Regions from separate parts of the Homo sapiens genome. Here region 2 is linked to region 1. Evidence: read pairs that join two places in POLR2A ChIA-PET (ENCODE). Cell type or tissue: Panc1. All regions are shown on one strand. Links, peaks and the distances in the headings refer to the core of each region. The heading gives the core; the rest is flanking DNA. Region 1 has its middle 50 kb from the start of CAMK1D. Region 2 overlaps CAMK1D (calcium/calmodulin dependent protein kinase ID).

What was found. Peaks named below come from ENCODE experiments on the same cell type or tissue, not always from the same donor. Only the 100,000 strongest peaks of a DNase experiment are listed, where the experiment ranks them.
Region 2: POLR2A ChIA-PET joins it to region 1 with 13 read pairs; 3 of 35 experiments call an interaction of 5 or more read pairs at or near these places.

What each region holds. Positions count from the first base shown.
Region 1 is chr10:12,294,754-12,304,765 of GRCh38, reverse strand. No RefSeq gene overlaps it. Among named protein-coding and RNA genes, the nearest start is that of CAMK1D, 50 kb to the left of the region's middle. In Panc1, for the core only: no CTCF peak of the experiment used is centred there; no DNase peak of the experiment used is centred there.
Region 2 is chr10:12,584,437-12,600,686 of GRCh38, reverse strand. The region is part of intron 2 of CAMK1D (calcium/calmodulin dependent protein kinase ID); the gene reads right to left. Among named protein-coding and RNA genes, the nearest start is that of MIR4480, 14 kb to the right of the region's middle. RefSeq lists an enhancer at 12,307-12,376. In Panc1, for the core only: no CTCF peak of the experiment used is centred there; a DNase peak (open chromatin) is centred at 12,401.

The DNA of each region.
Region 1 (10,012 bases), core at 1,379-9,378:
ACCCAGCTAATTTTTCTTTTTGTATTTTTAGTAGAGACGAGGTTTCACCATGTTGGCCAGGATGGTCTCAATCTCTTGACCTCGTGATCTGCCCGCCTTGGCCTCCCAAAGTGCTGGGATTACAGGCGTGAGCCACCGTGCCCGGTCAGATGGTTTCCTTTCTTACCAGCTTCCCCCAGCCTTCTTAGACAGAAGCCCTTCATACTGCAAAGAGCTGGTTCCATGTCGACCTTTCCAAAGCTCTTAGTGTCCTCCTGGTGTTTCCACTCAATGCAAACCCTGTCTGAAATCCAAGTGCCAATTAAAGGAGGTCTGATGCAGAGCCGGACGCGGTGGCTCAGGCCTGTAATCCCAGCACTTTGGGAGGCCGAGGCCGGCGGATCACGAGGTCAGGAGATCGAGACAGTCCTGGCTAACACGGTGAAAACCCATCTCTACTAAAAATACAAAAAATTAGCTGGGCGTGGTGGCGGGCGCCTGTAGTCCCAGCTACTTGGGAGGCTGAGGCAGGAGAATGGCGTGAACCCGGGAGGCGGAGCTTGCAGTGAGTCGAGATCCCGCCACTGCACTCCAGCCTGGGCGACAGAGCGAGACTCCGTCTCAAAAAAAAAAAAAAAAAAAGGAAGTCTGATGCAGACCAAATTTAAGATGCTACAGATTGGGGCCTTTCGAATAGGAAATATGCACTGTTCCCTCAGGAGCACAGAAATGTCTGGAAGGAGGTATTGGGGTGGGGATAGTGGGCCACCCTGGTGCACATTCTTCCTGGTGCCTAAAGCTGTAGTCCTCTCAGTCCTTCAGTACGTCAGCACAGGCACGTTCTAGAGCATGTTTTATTTATGAGGACTTCTCTAAAAGAAACTATTCACTTTTTTTTTTTTTTTTTGAGACGGAGTGTCGCTCTGTTGCCCAGGCTGGAGTGCAGTGGCACTATCTGGGCTCACTGCAGCCTCCACCTCCTGGATTCAAGCAGTTCTCCACCCTCAGCCTATTGAGTAGCTGGGACTACAGGCACACACCTGGCTAATCTCTTGTACTTTAAGTAAAGACAGGGTTTCGCCACGTTGGCCAGGCTGGTCTCAAACTCCTGACCTCAGGTGATCTGCCCGCCTCGACCTCCCGAAGTGCTGGGATTACAGGCGTGAGCCACTGCGCCCGGCTGACTATTTACTATTCTTCATGGGCAGTGAAAGACATGTCCTGCTTGGAGACGTTGGAATTAAGTCATAGTGCATTCCTTAGTCTGCCTCTCTTACACTTCCTCCTGTGGGGGCTTTCATTTGAAGCTGTAAGCTGCATATTATCAATTCCTTACAGCTAATAAGAGGCATCTACTGTATGCAAGAAGCGTGCTAGGAAGCTGAAAGATACAGAGCCCCTGATTAGGAATGGGGAGGCTGATGGCAAAATAAAGTGACATTTTGATAGGTTCTATAACATGTGTGTATCCCGAGCTCACTGGGAATGCATGGGAGCAAGTGATTACCGTCTTTATTTTTTATTTTTACTTCTTTTGAGACGGTTTCACTGTCACCAAGGCTGGAGTGCAGCGGCACAATCATAGCTCACTGCAGCCTCGACCTCCTGGGCTCAAACGATCCTCCCACCTCAGCCTCCTGAATAGCTGTGACCACAGGTGCACACGGCCATGCCCAGCTAATTTTTTATTTTCATTTTTTGGTAGCCATATGGTCTCGCTATGTTGCCCGGGCTCGTCTTAAGCTCCTGGACTTAAGCCATCCTCCCACCTCAGCCTTTCTAGGTGCTGAGATTACAGGCATGAGCTGAGCCTGGTCGTGATGATCTTCTAAAAGGGGCTTCATAGATATGTTGGAACTCTATAGCTGCAGGGTTGGAATTGCAACATTCCAGGCAGGGGAAACACCAGGAAAAAAGAACAGATGAGAGAGCATGGTATTGGGGAGAACCTCAGACACCCACCGTACCCAGGAATAACACACACTGGGGCACGTCGTGAGATGAGGGTAAGAGGGAAGGTGGTAGATTGGAAGGCTCTCGTGTATGTTGCGCTGAGGGCGCATGACTCAACTGCTAGAAATGGGGGCCGGGCGCGATGGCTCACGCCTGTAATCCCAGCACTTTGGGAGGCCGCAGCGGGCAGATCACGAGGTCAGAAGATCAAGAACATCCTAGTTAACGTGGTGAAACCCCTTCTCTACTAAAAACACAAAAACAAAATTAGCCAGGCGTGGTGGCAGGCACCTGTAGTCCCAGCTACTCAGGAGGCTGAGGCGGGAGAATCGCTTAAACCCGGGAGATGGAGCTTGCAGTGAGCCGAGATGGCGCCAGCGCCACTGCACTCCAGCCTGGGCGAAAGAGCGAGACTCCACCTCAAAAAAAGAAAGAAAAAAAAAAAAGGGAAAACAAGGCCGGGCACGGTGGCTCACTCCTGTAATCCCAGCACTTTGGGAGGCTGAGGAGGGCAGATCACTTTAGGTCAGGAGATCAAGACCAGCCTGGCCAACATGGTGAAACCCCATCTCTACTAAAGATACAAAAATTAGCCGGGTATGGTGTAGGCCTGTAATCCCAGCTACTCCAGAGGCTGAGGTAGGGGAATTGTTTGAACCCGGGAGGCAGAAGTTGCAATGAGCCAAGATCGCGCCCCTGGGCGACAGAGGGAGACTCCATCGCAAATAATAATAATAAAATAAAAGGAGAACAGGTACGTACTCATGACACGTGTCACCCAATCAGAGGTCAGTCTCACAAAAGCAGCATTTGGAGAAGAAATCTGCCTTCCTCCTTCCTACTGGGCAGGAATGAGGGGTGACAGCCTGGAAGAGGAAGAAATTGGAAGTCTGGTGATCAGCAGGACTGGTGCCCTTGTCCCTGTAACCTGCTCCTTGCCCAGCAGACTAAGAGTTCAAACTGCCTTTGGGAAGTTCTTACCCACATGAGCCAGCTCCATCACAGAAGGGCCTGGAAAGCCAGCTGCTTCTTGCCCTAGCTAAGCCACTTCACTGGCCAGAGCTTGTCTCCATCGTCCTCATCCCTGGCCTTCCACTGTGGAACCTGGGAGGCCCTCTCAGTAGATAGCTGGCACTTTGTAGGCTGGGACCAAAGAAGACCACTCTCTCTGTGCTGGGCCCTGATTCTGCGACAATGGCTGGATGCTTGGAGAATTCTACAAATACTCACAGTTCTTACTGTCTTGACCACATTCACATCCGTGTTAGGTTTATAGTTCACATGGCCCTAACCCTGAGAAAAGTCCAGCATAATGGACTCGCGAGGTCAAACAAGAAATCAAAACTCAAGTAGTTATATATGTAGATCTGTTCCATAAGCAATTTTTTTTTTTCCTAGAGACAGGGTCCTCCTCAGTTGCCCAGGCTGGAGTGCAGCAGCACAATTATAGTTTGACTGCAGCCTCAAACTCCTGAGCTCAAGAGATCATCTGCCTCAGCCTCCCAAGTAGGTGGGACTACAGGCGTGTACCACCACACCCAGCTAATTTTTGTATTTTTGGTAGAGATGGGGTCTTGCTATGTTGCCCAGGCTAGTCTCAAACTCCTGGCCTCAAGTGATCTTCCTGCCTTGACCTCCCAAACTGCTGAGATTATGGGCGTGAGCCATAGCGCCTAGCCTGAAAAATTGTTCTTACATCTTACAGGATTCATAACCACCACACCACCTCCTCTCCAGGGTAGCTGAAAGCACGGTGTTCAAATCCTGGCTCTGTCACTGCTTCTGTAACTTTAGACAAACGACTAACTGTGAGTTCTTAGGCAAACACTCATCTACTCTGAACTTCACAAGGGGATACTAGGACCAACTCCAGTGATTTTTGTCAGGACCACATGAGATGATTTAGATAGAAGGGCTTGTAAAATGTCAAACATGACACAAAATGATAGCCATTATAATATTGATTATTATTACTGATATGGTTTGGCCATGTCCCCACCCAAACCTCACCTTGAATTGTAGCTCCCATAATTCCCACATGTTGTGGGAGGGACCCAGTGGGAGATGGTTGAATCATGGTGGCGGTTTCTCCCATACTGTTCTCATGGTAGTGAGTAAGTCTCATGAGATGTGATGATTTTATAAGGGGAAACACCTTTTGCTTTCCTTTCACTCTCTGCTTGCCTGCCACCATGTAAGGCGTGCTTCTTGCCCTTAGCCATGATTGTGAGGCCTCCCCAGCCACATGGAATTGTGAGTCCATTAGACTTTTTTTTTTTTTTTTTTTTTGAGACGGAGTCTCACTCCGTTGCCAGGCTGGAGTGGAGTGGCACGATCTTGGCTCACTGCAACCTCTGACTCCCCGGTTCAAGCAATTCTCCTGCCTCAGCCTGCCGAGTAGCTGGGATCACAGGCACGCGCCACCACGCCCAACTAATTTTTGTATTTTTAGTAGAGACAGAGTTTCACCATGTTGTCCAGGAGGACATGTCTCGATCTCCCGACCTCGTGATCCGCCCACCTTGGCCTCCCAAAGTTCTGGGATTAGAGGCGTAAGCCACCACTCCTGGCCAAACCTCTTTTTCTTTATAAATTACCCAGTCTTGGGTATGTCTTTAGCAGCAGTGTAAAAATGGACTCATACAATTACATAAGGCCCAGTTTTCATCAGACACTCAGTGTTTACAGTTTTGAATAACGGGGAAGACCCGCTGTCATGTTCATGGATGGAGCTGAGAAACGTTCTAGAAAAGCTTCTTGGCTGGGTGTAGTAGCTCACACCTGTACTCCCAGAACTTTGGGAGGTCGAGGCAGGTGGATCACTTGAGGTCAGGAGTTCAAGACTGGTCTGGCCAACATGGTGAAACCCATCTCTACCAAAAATACAAAAATTAGCCGGGCGTGGTGGCATGCGCCTGTAGTCCCGGTTACTCAGGACGCTGAAGCACAAGAATCACTTGAATCTGAGAGGTGGAGGTTGCAGTGAGCCGAGACTGCGTCACTGCACTCCAGCTTGGGCAGCAGAACAAGACTCTGTCTCAAAAAAAAAAAAAGCTTATTTTGTTTCCAGTTACTGGTCCCAGTCTCACATTGGATGGCATTGCCACAGGTTTTTTGGCAGAACTTCTGAGTCCTGAGTGCAGTTGAGCACAAACAAAAGCCTGGCTCTGACCCAACATCTAAATCAATGAATTAGTTCTCCCCTCATCCATTAACCTTGGGCCTGGAGCAGTGGAGGAATTGGGACTCTAAGCTATTTGAGATGCCTGGAGGACTGCAGCAGAAAATGCAGGAGCCCTCAGTCTCCCAAAAAAGGAGTGGCCAAAATAACCAGGGCAATCTGGTCATCTTAGTTTCATCTAATCTTCTAGACAGTTCTACGGGTCAAAATGATGAAAGAACAAAGTGACCAAGAGAGACATTACAAATGAGAGAGGGGTGTGCTCTCCCTATGAGTGATAAACTGCACCTAAGTGACTATATCACCCCTGCTTACTTTTTTTTTTTTTTTTTTTTGAGACGGAGTTTCACTCTTGTCGCCCAGGCTGGAATGCAATGGCGTGATGTCAGCTCACCGCAACCTCCGCCTCCCGGGTTCAAGTGATTCTCCTGCCTCAGCCTCCTGAATAGCTGGGATTACAGGCACCTGCCACCACACCCGGCTAATTTATTTTTGTATTTTTAATAGAGACGGGGTTTTGCTATGTTGGCCAGGCTGGTCTCAAACTCCTGACCTTAGGTGATCCACCCACCTCAGCCTCCCAAAGTGCTGGGATTACAGGTGTGAGCCACCATACCCGGCCCACCCCTACTTACTTTTAAGCCTTCACTTTCGAGATACGTCTTCCCTTCCCCCCGACTTCCCTCCCTAACCTTTCGGAGACTTTCTTAAAAGTGTGATTAAAGATTGATCATGGTGGTTCATGCCTGTAATCCCAGCACTTTGGGAGGCCCACGTAAAAGGATCGCTTGAGCCCAGAAGTTTGAGACCAGCCTGAGCAACATAGCAACATCCTTTCTCAACAAAAAATAAAAATAGCCGGTTGTGGTGGCAGGTACCCGTGGTCCCAACTGCTCAGGAGGCTGAAGCAGGAGGATCGCTTGAGCCCAGGAGTTCAAGGCTGAAGTGAGCTAGGATCTTGCCACTGTATTCCAGCCTCAACTCCTTTAGAGCAAGATCCTGCCTTTAAAACAAAAAAAAATTTTTAAGTGTGGTTGAAAAACAAAACCTAGGCCAGGCACAGGGGCTCACGCCTGTAATCCCAACACTTTGGGACGCCGAGGCAGGCGGATCACCTGAGGTCGGGAGTTTGGAACCAGCCTGACCAACATGGAGAAACCCCATTTCTAGTGAAAATACAAAATTAGCTGGGCATGGTGGCACATGCCTGTAATCCCAGCTACTCAGGAGGCTGAGGCAGGAGAATTGCTTGAACCCAGGAGACGGAGGTTGTGGTGAGCCGAGATCGCGCCATTGCAAGCCAGCCTGGGCAACAAGAGTGAAACTCCATCTCAAAAAAAAAAAAAAAAACTAGGCCAGGGCACAGTGGCTCACACCTGTAATCCCAGCACTTTGGGAGGCCAAGTTGGGCAGATCACTTGAGGTCAGGAGTTCAAGACCCGCCTGGCCAACATGGTGAAACCCCGTCTCTACTAAAAATACAAAAATTAGCCAAGCGTGGTGGCAGGTGCCTGTAATCCTAGCTACTCAGGAGGCTGAGGCAGGAGAATCACTTGAACCCAGGAGGCAGAGGTTGCAGTGAGCCAAGAACAATTGTTTATGGTTTACTGATGGTCTGGTCAGTCCTATGCTAATGAAGGTAGTAGAAAGGGGAATTTGATGTTAAAGGGCAGACGAAATGGTACAGTCAAACTGTGCTCTAAAGAGTCCTACTAGTCCACAACTTTGGACGGACCAAGAGATAGTCCCTTGTTAATGTAATGATATCTAACACAGCTCTCTGTGTTTTATCTATTTTTTGCTTTGTTACACATTGTGCATTTCCAAAAAGGATTTAAGGCACTTTAAAATAAAAGCTGAGGCATCAGAAACTATGGAGAAAAAGGCAGTCATAATTATACCAAGAACCAGGGGTGGGACAAGATTTTTATTGAACACTAAATTTAGCTCATTTTGAGCATCACAGGGACTAACGGAAAAAAAATGTGATGACTCTCTTTTCAGATAATAGCTTTTTCACAATAAAATTAAATTCTAAAAGGAATTTATTATTAAATCAAAATGAGTAAAAACACTACATTTCCTTATCTGGCTCTTTCTTGTTTTGGCCTTTGATAAAAGCCAAGAGGGGACTTGCGGCTGAGCCAGGGTGATTATTTTTATTTTATTTTTTATTTTTATTTTTTTGAGATGGAGTTTCACTCTTGTTGCCCAGGCTGGAGTGCAATGGCGGGATCTCAGCTCACCACAACCTCCGCCTCCCAGGTTCAAGCAATTCTCCTGCTTCAGGCTCCCAAGTAGCTGGGATTACAGGTACACACCACCACACCTGGCTAATTTTGTATTTTTAGTAGAGATGGGGTTTCACTATGTTGGCCAGGCTGGTCTTGAACTCCCGACCTCAGGTGATCCACCCGCCTTGGCCTCCCAAAGAGCTGGTATTACAGGCGTAAGCCACCGTGCCCGAGCCAGGGTGATTCTACAGGTCCAAATGTATTCATGTCTGATGACCAATCTTTATACAAGGGTGGGACTCAGAAGATCTAGACCACAGCCTCTCCAAGCGCCCCTGAGCCTCCGCATCAGATTCACCTGAATTACTCATAAAATATAGATTCTAGAGCCAACCCAGAAGTTTTGAATCAGAATATTGGGAGGAGGGGACATAAATCTCTATTTTTGAAACTTGGTGATTTTTTTCCTTTTTTTAAAAATTATACTTTAAGTTCTGGGGTGCATGTACAGAACGTGCAGGTTTGTTACATAGGTATACATGAGCCATGGTGGTTTGCTGCACCCATCAACCCATCACCTACATTAAGTATTCCTCCTAACGTTATCCCTCCTCTAACCCCCGACCCTGCAACAGGCCCCGGTGTGTGATGTTCTCCTCTCTGCGTCCATGTGTTCTCATTGTTCAACTCCCACTTAAGACTGAGAACACGCGGTGTTTGGTTTTCTGTTCTTGTGATAGTTTGCTGAGAATGACGGTTTCCAGCTTCATCCATGTCCCAACTTGGTGATTCTGATACCCACTAAACTTTAAGACATCGTGATGTAGAGAAGAATAAGTGTGATGGCCCCACATGCATTTACTTTGTTGTTGTGGTTGTTGTGGTTGTTGTTGTTTTCAGATGGTGTCTTCCTTTGTCACCCAGGCTGGAGTGCAGTGGCGCAATACCAGCTCACTGCAACACCAGCTCACTGTAACCTCCACCTCCCAGGTTCAAGCAGTTCTCCTACCTCAGCCTCCTGAGTAGTTGAGATTACAGGCACGTGCCGCCACACCTGTCTAAGTTTTAGATTTTTAGTGGAGATGGTGTTTTACCATGGTGGCCAGGCTGGTCTCGAACTCCTGACCTCAAGTGATCCATCTGCCTTGGCCTCCCAAAGTGCTGGGACTACAGGTGGGAGCCACCGCGCCCGGCTGGCATTTTCTTTTTTATTGTCTGCACTGCCAGTTAGAAAGAGTTCCCTATGCTTTAGATATCTGACACTAGCTACCAGAATTGACAGTTATAAAATTAAGGGTTCTCACACAGACTCTCTTTTTTTTTTTTGAGACAGAGTTTCACTCTGCCACACAGGCTGGAGTGCAGTGGTGCAGTCTTGGCTCACTGCAACCTCTGCCTTCCGGGTTCAGGTGATTCTCCTGCCTCAGCCTCCCAAGTAGCTGAGATTACAGGCTTGCACCACTATGCCCAGCTAATTTTTGCATTTTTAGTAGAGACGGGGTTTCACCACTTTGGCCAGGCTGGTCTTGAACTCCTGACATCAGCTGATCTGCCCACCTCGGCCTCCCAAAATGTTGGGATTACAGGCATGAGCCACTGCATTGGGCCCAGACTCTCTTTTTCAAAGAAAGGCCACCATTCCCAAAGTTGCAGGATTCAAATTTTTCTTGATGACGAATTATGAGCCTGCCTCAACGAGCATCTAATTACAGCCCAATATCATGCACCATACAGTATACTAGAGAGCCGGGGCAACAAAGGGGACCCTGTCCCTGCAAAAAGGAAAAATTTAAAAATTAACCAGGCGTGGGGCATGTGTCTGGAGTCCAATCTACTCAGGAGACTGAGGCAGGAAGATTGCTTAAGCCCAGGAGTTCGAGGCTGCTGTGAGCTAGATCGCGCCACTGCATTCCAGCCTGGGCTACAGAGCAAGACCCTGTCTCAGAAAAAAAATAGGCTTAAATTTCAAAGACATGTTAGCCGCTGGCCACCATGATCACAGAATTATTTCATATGGCTCCTAACACATATGTAACGTGAGAAGCAATGCCTCTAGTCACGTCTGTTATGATAAACAGATGAGTTGAGTGTGATCCCTGAATACCACCTTTAAAGAAGATTCTATTGTAAAAGAAACCACTAACACTTTCTCAATGAAAGAGCTGATTGGTAAACAGGGATACTTTTTTTTTTTTTGAAATGGAGTCTCGCTCTGTCGCCCAGGCTGGAGTGCAGCGGCACAATCTTGGCTCATAGCAACCTCCGCCTCCTGGGTTCAAGCGATTGTCCTGCCTCAGCCTCCCAAGTAGCTGGGATGACAGGCGCCCACCACCACACCTGGCTAATTTTTGTATTTTTAGTGGGGTTTCACCATTTTGGCCAGGCTGGTCTCAAACTCCTGACCTCAAGTGATCCTCCTGCTGCGGCCTCCCAAAGTGCTGGGATTACAGGTGTGAGCCATCGTGACTGGCTGGTAAACAGGAATACCATGAGCCAGTTGTTATACTATTAGTAGCCTGAATCGGCCACATGTATTTACACCATGAATATCAGCAAATGATACAAATGTGGGCTTACTTTTCCCATAGAGAACTGGTTGACCAGCATGCTGTTACTGAGAAACCCCGGATTTCCATCCAGGTCCTGTTCCTTGCTGCACAGAGAG
Region 2 (16,250 bases), core at 8,251-16,250, 290 kb before region 1:
GCAATAGATCCATGTAACAAAACTGTACTTGTACTCCTTAAATTGATACAAAACAAACAAACAAAATCTCTGAGCAAACATCTTGCAGGGTTAAGTCAATTAAAGAGAAAATTCTTTCATTATCGGACTTCTTGGTTGCTAAAAAGGAAAAGTGAAATGTCGCCAGATCAACATTTACTAAACTCTTAAGGTGCTTGGAATTTCCTTGGAATCAAAACACACGTTCACTGACCCCTCTATATTCTGTTAAAACAAACCAAGCGTGAGTAGGTTACCGAGTAGGGACTCTTTCTAGGTTTGCCTGGCAACATAAAGCTTGAGCTCTGAGTGAAAACGTAGGGCCCATTGTTTCATTCCATTGTTTCTGAAGTCCCCCTTGAGTTGAGGAGGTCTCAAAGGGAATGCTGAACTAGAAACAGGGGGGCCCACCCAGCTTCCCATGTAAGAAGCGGGGAACTGGAGTCAAATATCCTTGAGTATCTCTCCTGTTTTTTTCTTTCTTCTAACTTGGGTATTTTTACAAACTTCTATTGTTCTGCTATTTCCTTCTTCCCACCCTCCTTCCCTCTCTCTTCGTAATTTGAGACAAGGTCCCACTCTGCTGCCAAGGCTGGAGTGCAGTGGCACAATCATAGCTCACTGCAGCCTCCAACTCCTGAGCTCAAGTGATCCTCCTGCCCCAGCCTCCTAAGCAGCCAGGACTACAGGAACACGCCACCACATCTTGCTCGTTCTACTGTATTTTCTTAAAAAATAAAGCCAATTGTTGACAAAAGGTTGGTTGGTTTTTTATTTGTTTGTTTGTTTGCCTTAATGTGTGCATTTAACAATCCTCTAGCTGATGATAAGGGATTTATACAATTCTGCAATTCTTCTCATCCCCAGAAGCTGGCAATGGGGAGGCTGCAAGCCCTCCTCTGGGGCCCGTGTGGAAAAGTTGTGAATACCGATGCACTATGACCCAAATGCCAAGAGCTCACAAATGCTCAGAAAACACCAGCATCTCTTCATGGAGGACACAAAGGCCAAAGTGGTAGGACTGCTCCTCTCCCTCTCCTGATCGTGTTCACGTTGCTCTCTTTCTACCACGAATAGGTTTGTCTAAAAGGGGACAAAAAGAAACCAACACAAATGCATTGCTGAGCCAAAGACTGGCTCTTTTCTTCTTACTTTATGTCTGTCTCATCCCAGAGGGTTTCTCCTTTGAGGCAGTGCACTGCCTACTCTCTGATGCCAGGTGGGCACGATGAGGTCACAACACCTCCTAGGATCCAGTGAGCCACATGCTTCCTTGGTCCACCCCACACCACCCCTCCAGCTCCAGGAGACACCTTATTCCACCAGAACCTACAACGCAGCTGCATCCCGCCTCACTGAATGGACAGAATTTCTCCCTTCCACTCTCAAAATAAGATGCAGCAGGGAATCACTTCCACCTCCAATTCTTTAAGCCAAAACCTTCACCATAATTTTTTACAACTCAAGAAAACACAGCGACTGCTCCAAGTAACCCCCAAAAAGATACTCAGTTAGCCTAACTGTTCAACAAATAATGATGATCATTATATGCGAGTTATTGGCTGTAGGAACATATGAACATACAATTCCCAGAAACACCTAAGGCCTTTCCTAAATCATGGGCAGGTCACACCCCCTCTCTGAATTCTATGAATACCTGAGCATTCTCGTGCATCATTACTCAGAAATTGTGTACATTCGTGCTAATTCCAAAGTAGTTGTTTCCCTACTCACCTCCCACCCCAAATGCAGAGATTACATCACATCACACACATCGAGATATTTTGGTCTTTGTAGGCCTCGTAAAAATAGATTTGTTATATCCAGGCATTGCACATAGAGCCAGTAGCATGTTATTTGCAAGATACGCGTTAAAAGGTTGACCCGTATTCGTTTAATTTTGCTTCTACCCCTCCAGGCTACACAAGCTCAATGGACCACCTCAAAGTAAAGGCTTTTCCAGAAACCCACCAGTACAGAGCCCTTTTCCTCCCTTCAGACCTTCGGTCCTTTCTGCATCCCTGTAGCCCAGACAGTGATGCTCTATGACAAGCATCTTGTCAGACTGAAAAGAGCATCCACGGTTTTTAAATCTCTCAGTGGGGTGTCCTGAATCTGCAGGAAGTGGTGTGACCCGAAACAGATTTCATTTTCCTTTGAAAATGAGACTGCTTCCTGAGATATGGAAAATGCTGCCCAGTACATAGTAAGTACTCAAGAAATAGTAGTTTAAACTACTCTAGAGAGCACAACCTGATGTATCTTGAGAGCCCCTTATGGGAAAATTATCGACATCGTTCGAATTTTACCATGCTGGAGAACAGCTGCAGGAAATGAAACAATCCCAGGCTGAAGTGGGAACCCACACCTAATCGCACGCTCTGAGCAGCTGCTCTGCCATGATGTCCTACCACGGATGCACATGAATAACAGAAAAGCAATTGAACATCCTTAAGTATTTTCATTTTCACAGCAGGGACCCAGGTTCTGCTATTGCTTTCCCGTGGCAACACTGAAAATCAAGGCATGAATGAGTTCTTTCTGAAGCTAAAAGTGATTATCTTTTACCAAACAAATGTGACTAGAGTGCTTGCATAGGAGGATGTCTGCAACTTACAAATGCGTGTGTTTCACGGCATCGTCCATCTTAATGTCAGCTCTTCAAAGACAGGACTGTGCATGTTGTTTTTTCCTTATCAAGCACAGGGACAGATGCAGTTGGTGCTGACGTGTTTTCTGTTATTGTTTGATAACGATGCCAACACCAACACTTTATGTCCAGGTAACTGTCTCTGAGTGTTCTGATGGTAGAGTACATCTCCCAGAGATCCAGTGAGAGCATAAATAAAGGAAGCAGCTCACATCAGCAAATACAGGGCTCCTTCATCTTTGGATAGAGGGAACAGCTGATGGTAGGAAGTGAAGACAGCCCTATGGGTGGCCCAGGAGACCAGTACAGAAGAACTGGCCAAGGATCTGAATAAAGCAAGGATTTAAAGTCAGGAAGGCTACAATCCACAGGAAGGAACCGGCTCCCCACAACGCCCTCAATGAGGGAACAACTGGGCCATGGAAGTGCCCCTCTATGAAAAGTCACGTGCCTCTGCATAGGGTCTAATCCCAACCATTCCTTTGCCTGGTAGGGGCCCCAGAGCCCCTACCATGAGGGACCTGCTAGGAAGAAAGATCCTTTAGCCTCCAGATGGTCAGCGTGTCTGTGGGAGTCAGCGAGGAAACGGTCAGCCCAGAAGGCCAATGACCGTGGGCAGGCAGAACTGAACCACAAGGCAGTGCTTCAAGAAGGTCCTGGCCTCAGTTACTGGAAGTTCAATGTCAAGTTTCCTAAGCACAAACATTATAGCTGAGTTCAGTTCCCAAGGGGGTGATGGATGCTTCCCCAATCATGGAGGGCAACCTTGCATTCAGGACAAGGAGCAGCCACCATACAGACCACGTGCAGTTTTCAAAAGCATTTTTCTTCTTTCCAAATAGATACTGCACCTCCAACTGCTTAAACCTAGGGAGGCAAGAAGTGCTAAGCTTCCCCACAAGGTTACAAGCTCCTGCACGGCAGGAGCTGTGTATTTTTTATTTTCCATCCCCACTGATGGGTGCTTTGAAGGGGCTCAATAAACGTTGGATGAATTAGACCCTGAGCTCCAGAGATAATAGCCTCATCTTAGCATTTACCTTGAGTATCCTGTTTCACTAGAGTGTTCAAAGCAAAGACAGGAACTTTGCTTTCAATCTCTAAACCAGTGGGAATGTTAATAAAGACACCTAAAAAAACCACAAGAAAAATGCAGAAAAGAGAAAAAAAATTACCAGGTCTAAAAAAAAAATGTGGGTGGGAAAGGGGGACTGGAGGCCAGGAGGAGTAGACACTAGTGATCAGAAGCAGAGTGAACACAGTGTCTCCAGAGGAACCTACCAGTTTAAATTCTAGACCCCACCATGGGATTTCGGCATCCAAATCTTTGAGGGTAGGGACCCAGAAACCATGATTTCAGACAAGCTCCTCTACTGCTCCCTAAGTTTCAATACCTCTCATCTACAGGTTTCAGATGGACTCTACCTAGAAATCGGTACCTAGGAGTAGCTCAAACTAAGAGATTTGGAGTGTTAAAAATATTTAACTGGGAGGCCACTAGGCTGAGATGGCTCCAGCACCTTGGGTTCCTAGGTAAGCCAAATGAAGCCCAATGTAAACTGTAAAGTGAAATGTAAGCCTAACCAATCAGAAACTGCCAACTAACCTCTAACTGGGGACCTCCCACCAGATCACACCCAAATAAGGCAAACCGCTAGCTGGAGCCAATCAAATAAATGCTTTACTTTGCTTCCAAGTTCAGCCTATAGAAGCCCACTGCTCATGCTGCCAAAGCCTAGATCTCTGAACCTCTTCTGTTTGTGAGGGCTGCCCAACTCATGAATCCTTTAATGCTCAAAGAAATTCTACTACATTTATTTTGTCGACAGTTTCTCTTTTAAAGGGGGATAAACTCAACCCCTCCTCCAAATGCCCACACTCTCCTCACTTCCTGCTTTCCCTTCTTGGGTCTTCCTGGGCTATGTCCCTTTTTAGGACTGAAGAGCTCTCTCATCTCCACCCCTTTTAGGGTGTCTTACTGCTTGCCAGAAGACAAAACCCTAACAACTCCTTTCCCAGACTCCCCTGCAGCTGGGTTCCATGTGTGGCCTGACTCTCCCCCAAGCAGAGACTTAGCCCTGGAAAGGAGGGAAGGCAGAAGCTGCTACTCATAGTAGGAAGCGATGAGATGCATTCAGAGTTGGCTACACAGCTTTCACAGCCCAGTGCAATACAAAAATGCCAGGCACCTTGTTCAAAAATCAGGAGGAAATACTTTCCCCTTTCTTCTGTGGTCTCTTTATTGACCTGTCATGGTATTTTTAAAATTTGCTATCTAATGTCACGCTTCCTCAGGTGGCAGTGGTCTCTGGGTGGGACCAGAAAGTGGGCAGCTGAACACTCACCCTGGAAACATGGTCAAGGGGTAGGGGACAGAACGGGCTATGGACAGAAGACGCATGGCCCAGAGCACGCACGTTGGACTTGACTTACAAAACGCAAATGCAAAGATACAATCAAGACATTCAAGATGGGCCTGGATCAATCACCCCACCTCAGATGCAAAGGTCCCAGGGACCAGGCCCAAGTTCATGAGCCTAGAATCGGGGGAAGGTGTATTCCACAAGCCAGCAGCATTTTAGTGACTGCCCACATTCTGATAATTCCTCAAGTTCCTAGCTTTAGCAAAAGAAGAATCTCTCCTAAAACCATCCTTTTTTTTTTTTTTTTTTTTTTCAGATGGAGTTTCACTCTTGTTGCCCAGGCCAGAGTGCAATGGTGTGATCTCGGCTCATTGCAACCTCCACCTCCCAGGTGCAAGCGATTCTCCTGCCTCAGCCTCCAGAGTAGCTGGGATTGAAGGCACATGCCACCATGCCTGGCTAATTTTTGTATTTTTAGTAGAGACGGAGTTTCACCATGTTGGCCAGGATGGTATTGAACTCCTGACCTCAGATGATCTGCCCTCTTCAGCCTCCCATAGTGTTGGGATTACAGGCATGAGGCACCACACCTGGTCTCCCCCAGATCACCTTGAAGATCATGCCTGGAACCTCAGCATGGAGTGAGTCTCCTTCCCCGCCTTTCATTGTCAGTGTCAGCACTTGAAATTCTCATCACCCTGTGCTTAAACCAGCTGGAATCATTTCTGCTTTCCGCAAGTGGATCCTGACCTATATAGTCAATTCCTTCCTGCAGCCTGGGCCTGGCTGCAATATGGCTGCCCCACCTACGTCAACCACTTCCTGGGACTTGAACACCGCATGAGGCCGAGCAGATGAGAACCACACGTTCAACCTCCTGGAAACAGTTTCCTGATTTTGTTTTTGTTTATTACCAGAAAAGGAAGTGTCTGAAAACTATGTATTTTCCAGCAGACAAACTGCCTGTAACCTAAACTAGCCTTTAACTTTCCAACCATGGGAAATGTTTCTATATCTGACAGAAACGCTTGAGTTCACTGACTCCCTGAAAGTTTACAGCAGGAAATGAGAAGGGACAGAAACGTAGAGCCCATTGTCATTGGCCCACTTGGTGGGTGGTTCCACATTCTGTCTGACTCTTGGCTGTGGTGGAGGCCGAGTGCTGACAGCCTCAACTGTAAGGCATTCAAAAAGCAAGAAAAATACAAGTGAAATTAACCCATCCCAAAATGTCACTTTGAAATTAGCTGCCTATAAAAACAAGGATCACACCTATAGGCTTAAACGTGGTTGAACAAAACAAACTTGTTTTGTATAAAAGAAATTACCACATCTTGAGATGCTTGGGGTAGGGTTGCTAGGTGGTGCCTGTTATTTTTTCTTGCCCCAAATCACAGCAATGAGAATTTGACATGTCCACTGTTCCTCCCTGTAATGTGGATGTTATCATGCTCTTAAGCTGAGCTCACCTCTTATAATGACAGAACTTCACTCCCATGATTGTGTTATTAGAGTGCAATGGCACGATCTCGGCTCACTGCAACCTCAGCCTCCAAGGCTCAAGTGATTCTCCTGCCTCAGCCTCCCAAGTAGCTGGGATTACAGGCATGTGCCACCACGCCAGGCTAATTTTTTGTATTTAGTAGAGATGGGGTTTCACCACGTTGGTCAGGCTGGTCTCGAACTCCTGACCTCAAGTGATCCACCCACCTCGGCCTCCCAAAGTGCTGAGATTACAGGCGTGAGCCACCGCGCCTGGCCATGTTTTAATGAGAGAAGAAGGCAACGCAACTTCCAATCCAGCACAAAAACTGCCTGACCAAGGGCAGACATTACAAGTTGAGTGGCCCAAGCTTGGGAGGACAGGTAAGTCCAGAAGGAGCTAGATTTAGGAGAGAGGGGAGGAAGGATAAAGGCCACAGGCCACGGGGGATGGTATTTTGTTTATTCACAATTTATTAATTAAAAAAAAATTCCAATAGCTTTTGGGGTACAAGTGGTTTTTGGTTAAAGGGATGAAGTTTATAGTGGTGAATTCTGATTTTTGTTTGTTTGTTTGTTTTTTGAGACGGAGTTTCGCTCTTGTTGCCCAGGCTGGAGTGCAATGGCACAATCTTGGCTCATCGCAACCTCCGCCTCCCGGGTTCAAGTGATTCTCCTGCCTCAGCCTCCAGAGTAGCTGGGATTACAGGTGCCCACCACCATGCCTGGCTAATTTTTGTATTTTCGGTAAAGACAGGGTTTCACCATGTTGACCAGGCTGGTGTTGAACTCCTGACCTCAAGTGATCCACCCGCCTTGGCCTCCCGAAGTGCTGGGATTACAGGCATGAGTCAGCGCAGACAGCCTTGGGTCTTACCTTTAAGAAGCTTCAGTCCAGAGGGAGATTGATCATCATGTAATCATACTGTGCAGAAAAAGTAAAGAGTGCCCTAAAACGGGTTCGTTAAACTACAACTGGCCCACCACCTGTTTTTGTAAATAAAGTTTTACTGGAACTCAGCCCACACATTCATTTACATATCATCTATGGCTGCTTTTAGACTACATCAGACTTGAGTAGTTGCCTATATGGCCTGCAAAGTCTAAAACATTTACTACTGGACCCCTTATAGAAAACATTCACTGACCCCTGGTCTGAAAGAGGAAAATAGGAACCCTAATTTGGACTAGAGTTTAGGAAGACTTCCCTGAGAAAGTGACATTTAAGAGGTATGTGAAAGATGAAGAGGAGGGAGCCAGGCAGAAAGGAGAGAACAAGAGAGATTTTAAGCAGAGGACTCTTAGAAAGGAGACTGGCATATTAAAGCATTCTAAGGACTAAGGCAAACATGACTAAGAGAAAGTAGCTGTTACAGGATTTCTGCCTAATAATGAGTAGTATTACTATTAGTAGCCACGGGAGAAATAGTAGCAGTAGGCTGGCATTGAACAATTACTACGGACCAGGCTGTGTTTGGAGCACTTCAGATACATTAATTCTTTTATACCAAAGAGACTTGTGATTTCAGTATGTTTGGAAATAAGGGGCATGAAACTGCATCTGCAGAGCCTTCACATAAAACTGAGAAAACGTCAGTTGGACACATCAGAGAATGGGGGGTTGGGTGGGCTGACAGACACTTGGGGATGCCTAAATCCCTGTCGCCTACCCCTCTAAATACCACGCTGGCCATGTCATTTCTTACTGACACATAAAACAGTCTCTAAAACAAGACAATGTCATCACTTTAATTAAAGTTCATTATTGATGTTTAAAAGAAAAATACTCTTGGCTGGCAAATAATGAACCTTAGTTGTGATTTCAGACTTTCTATCTATATTGAGAAATACTGGAAAACAAGAAGAATCCTCATCTTCAAAATAAGAAAGAAGAATGGATTCCGGAAAGGAGAAAGATAGAGGGTGCCTGACATCTTCCTCCTTGGGAGATCGCAGGGAGATGATGAAATGAAAGTTGTACAAGCATTTAGAAAACACTAAAGTGTGGACTTCAAGCCGGCCCAACCTTCTCTCCTGTCTTAAGTGACCAGGTCTGGAGAATGCCACCAACAGAGTGCATGTCAATTTCAGCCAAGCAATCAACGGGGGCGTTTTCATATTTCCTTTTGAAATAAGAAAAGACAAATTGGCTTTTTTAAGGAAAAAAACAGAAAACAAAAACAGCTGAGCGTGGTGGCTCACGCCTGTAATCCTAGCACTTTGGGAGGCCGAGGGGGTGGATCACAAGGTCAGGAGTTCAAGACCATCCTGGCCAACATAGTGAAACCCTGTCTCTACTAAAAATACAAAAAATTAGCTGGGCGTGGTGGCATGTGCCTGTATTCCCAGCTACTTGGGAGGCTGAGGCAGGAGAATCACTAGAACCCAGGAGGCGGAGGTTGCAGTGAGCCGAGATCGCGCCATTGCACTCCAGCCTGGGGGACAGGGCGAGACTCCGTCTCAAAAAACAAACCAACCAACCAACCCTATTATGTAGATTTAGAGCTGCCTACGTGAACAGAAACAGAGAGAACAGTCAAGTGAGCAGGGCCGGGCTTCTTCCTGGGTCTTTCCCTACGTGGAAATACATGAAGCCCACCAAAATGAGAAAAGCCGAAGCTATTTATTCAGAGCTTGCTATAATAAGAAGTCAGCCACTGTCACCTGTGTTTGGTAGAAACTCAAAGGCAGGCAGAGAAGTGTGACACTTTTTAGTGGAAGAAGGGAAAGCTCTGGGTGGCAGCTGTTGGCAGGTGCCGTAGGGGGATAACAAAAGCAGCCCATCCGGGTGATCGGTTACGGGAGCATATTTGGCCTTCTCTGTTTGGTCCGAAGTTGGAAGTCACGACAAAAATTAGGGCAGCTGCCAGTAATTGATCAAGTCCTGGGCATGCCGGGCCAATTGCTACAGGGGTTATTGGTTGGTTTCCTGGACTGGCTGCTGCAGACTGGAAGTCAGAACTCCACTTTTATATAAGATCTGGCCATTGCCCACTAGAATAATCAATCTCTGTCCCTGACCCCTCTGTGTCTAACACGGGGAGAACAGACTGTTCCAGTCAGCTTTCTTGAAAGCGGCATAAAGAAATTTTAGAAAGCAGACAGAGGAAAAACAAAGAAATGAATGAGCCACAAATTCAGAGAAGATAAAATTAAAAATCGGTTAGCTATCTTCTCCAAGGAAAATCGGAGGCATAAAGATTGATGCAATTTAAATGTACCACAATAGGTAGCTAAAACAATTGTCAGCAATGTCAGCTCTCATGTGACCAGTCATTGTCTAAGTAAGTGGGTGGCTGGTTCATGTGTCACCAGCAATTCCACCTTGGGCAAGTCACTTGATCTCCACGAACTCTCATTGTTCATCTCCAAAATAAACAGACTGAATTAAAATCTCAAGTCCTTTATAGTTCTAAAATTTTCTGCTTCTGTGATTCTAATCATGGATGGCTCTTTTATTCTACAGGCGGCAGCTTTACGTCTGCCCAGTTAGATACATATAATTCATTATGAGCTGATCTGGAAAACAAAACAAATCACATTGTGTTTTGTTCAAGTGCATTCATTCAACAATAATTATGGAACAGTAACTATGAATAAAGTACTCTCCTAGGTGCTAAGGGAAAAAGCAAAAAGACTGAGACCCAGGGCCAGGCAAAGTGGCTCACACCTGTAATGCCAATGTTTTGTGAGGCCGAGGCAGGAGGATCACTTGAGGCCAGGAGTTCACGATCAGCCTGGGCAACATAGCTAGATTTTTGTAGATCCATCTCTGCAAACACTTAAAAATTAGCCAGGCATGGTGATGTGCACCCACAGTCCGAGCTACTCGGAAGGCTGAGGTAGGAGGATCGCTTGAGCCCAGGAGGTCGAGGCTGCAGTGGGCGATGATGGTGCCACTGCACTCCAGCCTGGGAGACAGAGTGAGATGCTATCTCTAAAAATAAAAAATAAAAGACTGAGACCCAGCACCAAAGAACTCTAGTTGAGAAGTAAAGATATGCATATCATTAACTCCGCAGCAAGAAATAAAGTATTCAGTGACCTAAAATGAGACAGAAAGTGCTAGAGAAAATGGCAAATAGTCTGTACAGGCTGCACGGCCTCCCTACAGGCTCTAGAGAAGGATCAGCTTGCGGTTGTGTTTTTAGCATATTATAATTGGCAAAGAACTTGAGCTTGCTTTCAGTGTCATTTGCTCCTGTTCTTTCCCCTTGGCTCTGAGGTTTGGCACATCAGAGTTACCCTAGCAGGTCTCTACTGCAAAGGGCATTTAAAAGGAGGGTTTATGTCAGAATATCAGCAACTCTGTATTTTACAAGATGTTCTGATCAGAAAAATCCCGGACTCAGAAATTACTAAATAACTGCAATGAAGGAGGACAAATGTTCCAAGGAAGCTGACTTTCTTTAAAGTCTGTGTTCCTAGGAAGTAGTAAATGCTGAAAATTACTAATTCCTGCTGCCCCCTGCCCACCCCTATCTGAAGCTACTCCCTGTGTTGGAGGAGCTGATTTTTAAGACAGGCAGTTTCTGAAGACGAGACATTTTCACTGGTAAGAAAAGGGCCAGGGAAGATTTGTTACTTGCTCATTCCGGGCTGGGGAGCCTGCTCTTTCATTTCTGCAGCTCTGCTGGTATCATCCAAAAATGCTTCCATTTGCTCTCATTTAAGAGAAATGCATGCAAATCACAAAAGGCAAAGCAAGCACGGTCAGTGAAGCTCAGCCATGGCCTGCGGGCTTCGTTTTGAAACCACCTCCAGCCACATGGAGGTGGTCAGCCTCTTTTAGACACCAAACCATTCTGGGTCACATTTTGTATGTTTGCACAATCTGTTCCCTATTTTAAAAATTATACAGGCTGCGCGCAGTGGCTCACGCCTGTAATCCCAGCACTTTGGGAGGCCAAGGTGGGAAGATTGTTTGAACTCAGGAGTTTGAGCCCAGCCTGGGCAACATGGTGAAACCCCATCTCTACAAAAAAATTACAAAATGTTATCCGGGCATTGTGCTGTGCACCTGTGGTCCCAGTTACTTGGATGAATTGAGCCTGGGAGACAGGAGGATGGCTTAAGCCTGGGAGATGGAGGCTGCAGTGAGCTGAGATAGCACCACTGCACTCCAGCCTGGGAGACAGGGCAAGACCCTGTCTCAAATATGTGTGTATATAATGTGTCCCTTTATATATATGTATGTATGTATGTAACATGCACCTGTATATAAATATGTGTATTGTATACATGTATATATAGGGGCATGTTATATATACACACACACACACACGCACGCACACACACACACACACATATATACATATACATGTATATATACAAGCACATATATATGTATGTGCATGTGTGTATGTGTGTGTGTGTGTGTGTGTATATATATATACATATGCACTTTAAATTGACACAACTCTCTTGAGTTTGATGCTGTCACTTCTTGAAAAGAAGTTGAGAATGGCAACATGGCTTGTGGTTTTCTTGGATGTCGGGTACAACAGAGTCTTCCGCCCTCTACTCCTTCCTCTGCAGGATGTGGGAGAGCGTTGAGCAGGTGCAGGTGGTGGGGCAGGAGATCTGCATGCCAGGAACAGAAAGTTCCTGGAGACCAAGGCTCCAGGTCAGTTCGCAAAAAGAAAAAAGAAAGAAAAGAAATCACCCAAGTACCGACTCAATATTTGCTCCCTATTTGTCACAAATCCCAAAACAATTAGCGAGCACTTATTGAGAGCACGGTTTCTCTTTGTTTTCCAGCAAACTCTCATGGGTGTGCCTCTTATTTACATTCTGTGACTAAAAGCCCTTAAGGATGAAGCTAGTTTGCAAATTTGCTAAGCATGCAGTCAGCGAATATGCAGGGTGTCCGATCATTATTCTTAACAAGCTCGTCATCTTCCTGTGGCCAAACCAGCTCTGAAATTCTCCCCACCCAACCACTATTGCAAACATCTGGCAGAGCTCCGTGCCTTGCAGACTGTCACCCATTTATGGGACAAAGGGACAAAGAGCAGCTGGGGTCCCCAAATGCCCTGCCAATTTCCATAATTACTGAGCCATCCAAGTTTCTCCGCTCCCTTGGAAATATTCACTTACTTTATATTATCTACGATCTACCAACTCATTTCAACACAACTTAGCTAGGCACTACTTAATATTCAAGTGCTCCCACAAAGCTGCATGTACATATATCCTTAAATTTTTAAGTCCAAATCACCGAGAAAGGCACTATTTAAAAGAGCTTGAAGGCAGAATCTTTAATACATCAGTAAGTGCTTTCTATAGCACAGCCATTCCCTAATTTATGTCTCTGGGTTTATTGATGACAGGTCATACATCTAAAAAAAACAAATCTACGGAGATGCTAAGGCAAACTCTATTCTCTCTTGAGCATCAGATAAGACAAGGGGGAAAATATTTTTCTAAAATGATATGTAAATAGGAGTTGTTTTATTACAAGAAGGAAAGGAATTCCACTGCAGCCTGCATGAGCCACTCCATCTGCACATCCTAAGGAGTCCTCCCTGCCCTCTTCTTCCAGCTGTGTTTGTTAGTCTGGTCCAATAAATCTCAACTCGGGCTGCATATGAAGCCACCTGGGGAGACTTTTTTTTTTTTTTTTAATGATGTCTGGACCCCAGTCCCAGAGAGCCTGATTTAATCCATCTGGAATAGACCCAGGTGGTTTTAACATGCCGCCAAGCCTCCAGAAGCCCCGGCTGTCATCAAAGCTGCTAAGTCACTGTGGATCCATCACCTAACCCAGAACAAATGGAGACAACTAAGAAGTCAATGCGTTTTTAGCTCCAAGTCTCCCTGAATTTTGCATGCGGGATATGATGAGAGGGGCTCCACACTGTTGTCTGTGCCTGCTTATTTTGGGAGTCAGAGTATATTCTAGGAAAGCGATCGTGGGCTGGCTACTCCTCAGTCATTGCTTATTAATTTTCGGTTATTTACCATCACAACCTCTCTTAACATTGCAGAGAAGTTTGTTTTCCCTTAAAAGGAAAGGAACCCATGAAACCAGAGCATGGGACTCAGAGATCATTTCCAACTATCCAACTTACCAAGGAGGAGCCTCAAGCCCAGAGTGAATTAAGTCAAAACCGCTAATGGGAAGATGCCCCGAGTGAGAGGTAACCAAGAAAACACAACCATGGTCCCCATTCTCCTGTAAGGGGTTTCAGAGCAGCCTTCCTGTGAGTCATGGTCCTTATCAGCAGGAGAAGCAACCTAGAAAAGCACTTCTCCAAAGCCGCTCCCAGGCCAGACAAGTTCTCACCTGTCAGTGATGAAATCAAAAAAATAAGTATGGGAACATGAGGGACTTGGAGGTTTGCTTTCATTTATTTACTTAAAAGACTGCTCTTTTTTATGAGATTACATCCATCCCGTATTTTTTATGATTTTAAGTTTTTTGTTGTTTTTTTTCTTTCATGAAATGATTTTAACAACAGACAAGAGGTGAGCAACAGCCTAGGTCTGGTGAGGGGGCAGCAGGAGGGTGGCGGTTCTCTGCAGCTCGGGACACAGCAACTTACTCTCAAGGCTGCAGGTGGGCTGTGGGTCAGGCTAATCCTGGATCTTCTCTCAGTACTAGTTTTGGAGAATGGGTATTGTTTTTAACAAAGGAGTAGATTTCCTAACCAGATAAAGCTAACTTTTCGTGTATGCATCTATCTCCCTTCTTCAATTTTTTTTTTTTTTTTTTTTTCTTTTGAGAGGAAGTCTTGCTCTGTCGCCCAGGCTGGAGTGCAATGGTGTGATCTTGGCTAACTACAACCTCTGCCTCCCAGGTTCAAGTGATTCTCCTGCCTCAGCCGCCCAAGTATCTGGGATTACAGCTGAGGAGGCCAGATGTCTTCAGCTTCAGTGGACTGGAATCGACTTTCTTTAGCCATGACAGAAATGCTATAGTTTTGTGTTAGACTGCTGTTACTAAGAAACAGAATAGAAACAATTTTTTAAATATTTAAAATGTTTTCCAAAAATGTTTGGAAGACTTTCTCCAGGTTTGGTGGGAGAACGCCACTGTGCATTAATTCATGGTGGGGCTTCCATAAATGTTTGGATCTATAAATACCTATGCTCGGAAGGGCTCCATCCAAGCAACCGTTTGTCATAGCAGTGACCTTGGCCAATTTCACTCTTGTTCCAAAAGGCTGAAAGAAGCTGATGATGCTGGTGGCTTACCTGCCACTGCTGACCTTCAATTAAAACCTGTGACAGATGCCACAGAGCACATCAGCCAATGAGAAGAGGAACGGCCCTGAGCAGCACAGATGCTGCGTCCAGAAGCCTCCATGGAGTGTCCGAAGGATCGAGATGGCAGGTCACTGAAGACTGGCTTTAGTGATTGACGTGGTTTGGCTGTGTCCCCACCCAAATCTCATCTTGCATTGTAGCTCCCATAATTCCCACGTGTTGTGGGAGGGACCCAGTGGGAGATAATTGAATCATGGGGTGGTTTCCCCCATACTGTTCTCGTGGTAGTGAATCAGACTCATGAGATCTAATGGTTTTATAAAAGGAAACCCCTTTCACTTGGCTCTCATTCTCTCTTGTTTGCCACCATGTAAGATGTGCCATTCACCTTCTCCCATGATTGTGAGGTCTCTCTAGCCATGTAGAACTGTGAGTCTATTAAACCTCTTTTTCTTTATAAATTATCCAGTCTCGAGTATATCTTTATCAGCAGCGTGAAAACGGACAAATACAGTGGTCCAGACTGAGCCCTCCTAGGAACTGTACTTGGTCATTGCATTTGAGAAACAACTACAGGGTCAGAATGGAGACCCCAGGCGGAGGCAGCTTAAATCCATATTTTTCAATGTGTGGCCTCCAGGCCAGTAGGCCCGGCATCACTGAGTGCCAGAAATGCAGAGTCTCAGGCCCCAGCATCTGGGGACGGGGCCCAGCAATCTGCATTTTCACAAGCCCTCTGGGTGGTTCTGATGACCTTAAATTTCAGGAACTACCAGCTTCAATCTCCAATTATTCCAAGAAAGCCTGGCTGAGCTGTGAAGAATTTCTCAGCGAGGGCTTATCCTCAACAGACCTCTTTGTAGGGGAGGCAACATGTTTGATCTGAACATTAGCTCCCAGCCTAATGACTGACATGATCAGGACATAACCTAGCTGCCCAGCAGTCCAAATGTTCCTGGTAGTCTTTTAAATCTATATGTGACTTGCTTATTTTTGTTGGTTAGCTTTTTTAAATGCAGGAATTGTAAAGCATGTTTGTATTAGGAAGCAATGTGATATTCCAAAAAAAGGCTTCAATTCAAGGAACCTCGATTTTAATTTCAGTTTTGGCAAGCTACTGGGCCTTTCTTTTTCTTTTTTCTTTGGACAAGGTCTTGCTCTGTCACCCAGGCTGGAGTGCAGTAGCATGATCATTGCTCACTGCAGCTTTGACCTCCCGGGCTCAAGCTACCCTCCCACCTCAGCCTTCCTAATAGTTGGGACCACAAATGCACGCCACCACGCCCGGCTAATTTCTGTATTTTTTGTAGAGCTGTGGTTTTGCCATGTTGCCCAGGCTGGTCTCAAACTCCAGGACTCAAGCCATCTGCCTGCCTTGGCCTCCCAAAGTGCTGGGATTACAGGCGAGAGCCACCACGCCCAGCCTACTGGGCCTTTCTGAGTCTCAGATCCCTCTTCAGTAAATTGGATCCTTGATACCCACCTCTTTGTGTTGTTATAAAGTCTGAGAAAAAATATGCACAGCA